Regions from separate parts of the Homo sapiens genome. Here region 2 is linked to region 1. Evidence: chromatin loops called from intact Hi-C (ENCODE). Cell type or tissue: Calu3. All regions are shown on one strand.

Region 1 (2,500 bases):
GTCTGCTGTAAACCATTCAGTCATGCAGAAGGAAGGAAGAGGGAGATGACATCTGAGGTAGACAACAATTCAGAGAAAGTTTAGCAGAGTTTAGCAGAGATGCAGCCTTCTTGGGGCAAAAACTAGTCAGCAAAGTTCAGAGTAGTGCTTCTCCAACTTTAGCTTTATAGTGCAGCAGAATCACTTGGAGGAATTACAGGAATCACCTGTAACAGATTGCTGGGCCTCACCCAGAGTTGGCCAGCACTGGGGCTTGATAATTTGCATTTCTAACAAGTTCCCAGGAGATTCTGAGGCTGCTAGTTCAGCGACCACCCTTTTAAGAACCATGCTGTAGTCTAGAACCTAGACTCTAGACCAGTGTTTCTCCAATCTTAATGTGCCAATGAATCAATCTCCCTGGAATCTTATAAAATGCAGATTCTGATTCTGCAATTCTGGAGAAAAGAGGGCTGAAATCTTAACATTTCTAACAAGGTCCCAGATGCTGCTGACTTGGTATATCTGGCCCCAGTAGACTGGATGTTGTATACAGCGTGGGATTCCAGACTGCTCCCTAGAACACACCATTTATTTTGCAACTGCAGTTGGGCTTTTGAAGTTTTTATGAAGTCATAGCATGCTTCAAGACTTTATATTTACATCAAGTATTTTTTTCCTGAGTCCAATGCCTGTCTTTCTTTTTCTTTTCTCCTTCTTCTTCCTTTCTTTGTTTCCTCCATAAATGGAGTTTACCCTCTCATCTTCACCTCTCAGCTGTGAATTTGTTAGAAAGTCGATAAGAGCTCACTTTAGTGAACATAGATCTGAGTCAGGTAACTTAGATTCTGCTTGGGCTGTGGCTCTAAAAAGGTGTAAGATACTGGGCCGGTCACAGAATCTTTCTCAGCCTCAGTTTCCCCAGATTCAAAATGACATGGCTGTTCTAGATGATGTTTAAGGTGCCTTGAAGCTCTCAAAGACTCCATTACGTTAAATGTAATCAAAAGCGCACCAAAAACCAATAATACGTGTGCTGCCACCTTTGGGTGGAAAACATAACTTTAGCTAGACCAGCTACAACTTTGAAACAAAAGACATTTCACTGAAACTCTCCTACCCGCAGGGCCCAACAGAAATGTAATATTTCTTCCATATGATTACAATTCATAATGGCTTCCCTTTAATATGAAATTTCAGACACAAACCAACATAAACTTGATTTTGATGTCATTTACCTTTATATATATTAAAACTTTACAGTTTGATCAATCTTCTGTGGATGTTTTTCCCATCTTAGGAAATTTTCATGGTTTCAGAAAGTCTGAACACTCCGGTTAATAATGCATTCCTATTAAATTATTGATTAGTAAGTAATTGACCAATCCCAAGAATGCACTGTAGAGAAACAGAACAAAAATACTGGCATTGAAATAAGATTAATCTGGATTTGAATTTTTGATCATTCTAGTTCCTAACTGTGCTCTTTAGTAAGTCATTTAACTTCTCTGTGTCACATCTTCTCACCTGTGAAATGAGTGTAAAATACTTCTCTTCATTGTTGAGGGGTTAAAAAAATAATGTTGTAAAGTCCTTGACAAAGTTGTTAACACTCAGTAAGTGCTCAATATGCAGGAGGTCTTACCAAATGGCCACTGCCAGGCAGCCTGTGATGTTGAAAATAAATCAGGCTTTGAAGCCAGAAATTGGTTTCAATCTCCGGCTGTTTTACTTTATGACTTTGCACAGCTCACTGAACCTCTCTAAGCCAGTTTCCTCATCTGTATAAGGATATCAAGACCTTTTGGAATTGATTGAGGATTAAATTCTAATGCTATAGACTGAATTGTGTCTCCCACTGCCATTACCCAGGAAGAGAAGCAAGTGTACATGGGTTTATAATCCACTAAGACTCGTTTCAATTTTTCACAACCACACTTTCGTCCAATGGAAGGTGGACATGACTTTTACTAGGGGAGGACAATCTCAAATCCTACAAAACTGTCTCCTGTCTCACAGGAGGAAGTAAGTTTTGCCTTAAAAGAGAGATATCTTTGGAAGGATTTCCTGCTCAGTGAATCAGAGCCCAGATCTACCAATAAAAGGGTGAATTTGTTGGCATCATTAGTAGTAAGACGAGTGCAGAAGAAAAAAAGGTTTAAGATTCTTTCTCCCAAGTTTTAAAGATCTTCTTTGGCCTCCAATTATATTTCTGACCACTTTTTTCTTGACCCCATCCTTCAAGGCACTTAACTGCCTACCACTTGCCCATACATTCCTCTTTCTGCTCTTTGGTCATCTTGGCCTTTCTCCTGGGAATTATTTTTCCCTAACCTATGGTTGGGACACATTTCTCCATGGGTTTCTCATGTTTCCACATGTTTTGTGAACAGCATTTGTGACAGACTGGTCTTTATTCTAAATCTAGACTGTTTTTCAAAGATATTTGTATAGCAAGCCTTGGAAGATAGAGATTGTGTCTTCCTCAAGAGCAAAGGCATCTACTGCCCCTTGTAAAAGA
Region 2 (2,500 bases), 130 kb before region 1:
CTACAGGGAAGTAAACCTGTCCTGTAGGCTCTGGGGTCTTCAACGCTGGATCAAACACCTGCATGACCCCAAAAGCAAGGGTCTTCTTAACACCTAGGCACCTAATTGACCTCACCTAGTCCTGGCCCTCCCCATGTGTGATAGAGTCTGATTTTTTACTAAACATGTGTAAACAGAGAAGATAATAGAGAAACAACAAAATGTGTCCTAGTGAACTTTGATTTTTATCCCCCATAAATTTAGGAACATGCTTTTTTTTCATCTTTTCATTGAGTACTGTACTAATCAGAACAGAAATAGAGAAAAGAATGCACTTTCTTCTCGGGAATGCAGGTGCCTTGAGAAAGGGAAAATCTATGATTGCCATATTTTTATTAGAGGTTATTTGAGTCCACAGTAATAAAAAAGTTATGAAATTGCACAGTAAATTTTGAAAACCTTTAGAATATAATTGTTTTCTCTACTTGCTACTGTTAGACTTCATATTCAATACAATTCAGTGCAGTTCAGTTCAATTATTACCACTTTGCTTCTCAAATATGCAAAGGTCATTTAGTTATCTGGGAAACTTTTCCTAGGTTTGAAGAGTTAATATTCAAAGACTAGCTGAGAGGTGGCAAGCTGTAGGCATCATTCACACATTCAGAAACCGTACCTTGAACCTCCACCTGGCATGAACACTTCTGTATTCAGATCATAATATTGCTGTCTGCTCAGATTTTTAAACTGAATTCATCAAGAAAAGCCCTCCAAAAGAATGCATCATCTGGCCTTGTACTTCTACCATAAATAAAATGCTATTATCTACTTCTTAGTATAAAGGTTCACAAGGAGAAAAGGGAATGCCTTAAGTTTTTGTTTGTTCCTTTGCTGGTTTGTTTCCTGCTGTTGTAGCAATTGCAGCAGAGATCTAGAACCTCAATAAAGAGAAAGCTTGCTCCTTTACCAAATTAAAAATCCTTCTGATTACTTTAATGTGTGTGGTTTTATCGTTTTCTTTTATTTAAGTCACAAACTGCAATTGGCATTTAAAGTGCCATAGCATTATAATTAATACTAATTATAATGGCAATAACCTAAGAGCCAGGAGGTAGTGTGGGAGGGAGCACAATAGTCCCTTTTCAGGACACTTATTAAAAGCAACCTGTCACTGGCCTTCCTTGTGGCTGCAGTTCAATCTAATTCGGTACTGAATGGAAATGGTCACCTCTCCTGTGCAGAGCCCTGAGCTTGTTTTTGGACCCCAGTCCTTCATTCATGCATAACCTCAGCAGCCACAGAATAAAGCTTCCTATCTGTACTGGCACCACCTTCAACCACACGTGGAATATTTCTGTACTTTGTAAATGACAAACCAGAGGTCCAGGCCATAAAACAGACCATGAGCTGTTGTTTCAAAGTGTCTTCACAGAGAGGTCACCACAAAGAAAAATCCAGCAGAAGCATATGTTTGTACATGCTTTTTATATCACAAAGTGGAAAAAGGAGGGGGGCGCTGTGAGATTGCAATTTATATTTGGATTATTTATTTATACATTAAACACAGACTCCCTGGGAAAAGTGTTGCTTCTAACTCACACAGTGGGCAGAATGGCCAAACTGATACGAGTACACCTTCCTGCTCTGCAGATTTGGCATCTCAGCCACCCACTGTCAAGCAAACAGGTTTGCCTTATGATTTCCAGGTTCCAGCCACACTCGCTCCTTGTGTCTCCTAAATGGATGCTAAACTTACCCCGTGCCTAAAACACAGATCTACAATAAACTACCTGCATATACACCTATTCCGACACTTGCTAATTTGATGACTTTGGACACGTGGCTCTATGACTGTAAATCTCAGTTTTCTCATCTGTGAAATAAGGGTAATGAGAGCTCTTATGTCATATGGTTTGTTTCTGGGCCACGTCCATGGAAGGAGTTTGGCTCAGTTTTCAGCACAAAGTACTTAATAAATACTAGCTATTATTATTTCTTACTGACACCATAGAACGGCTGCTTCCCAGTTTTCATAAAGAAATCATCTAAAATTTTGGTATGTGCTAAAGATTTCTTGGTCTCTGCCTAGTTTGGGTTCACACAAAAAAAGACCCTGATGCAAAGAGTTAGTTGATTTGGGAGGTGATGTCAGGAAGCATGGTGAGAAAGTGGGGAAGTGGGGCACGGAAGGGAGGAGAGCCAGCTAAGGGTGCATTAACGTCACGGTCCTTTGCAGAAGCCAGGTTATACCCACTGGTAAAAGCCAATTGTTAATTTTTCAGGACTTTTGCAAGCAAGTTGTTAAACACAGCCATTGTTAAAAAATTACATTATATAAACTTTCAATTAGTTAAATTATGTTTAAAAAACAAAGGTGATCATCACTTAGAATTATTTTTGCTCCTGTTTCTTGAGGTCCATATGATGGGAACATAACAGCGTGCTTCTGCACATCGCCTCCCTACTCTGCACTCAGTGATAGCGCACTGGCAGCTTCAAGTCAGTCATGGTGGAGACTGGC

What was found. Peaks named below come from ENCODE experiments on the same cell type or tissue, not always from the same donor. Only the 100,000 strongest peaks of a DNase experiment are listed, where the experiment ranks them.
Region 2: a loop joins it to region 1, with 9 times the contacts of the local background. A loop is called at or near these places in 3 of 110 quality-filtered maps.

Annotation. Positions count from the first base shown.
Region 1 is chr9:75,854,695-75,857,194 of GRCh38, forward strand. The region is part of intron 1 of LOC105376091 (a long non-coding RNA gene); the gene reads left to right. Among named protein-coding and RNA genes, the nearest start is that of PCSK5, 35 kb to the right of the region's middle. In Calu3, no CTCF peak of the experiment used is centred here; a DNase peak (open chromatin) is centred at 1,017.
Region 2 is chr9:75,727,979-75,730,478 of GRCh38, forward strand. No RefSeq gene overlaps it. Among named protein-coding and RNA genes, the nearest start is that of PCSK5, 160 kb to the right of the region's middle. In Calu3, no CTCF peak of the experiment used is centred here; no DNase peak of the experiment used is centred here.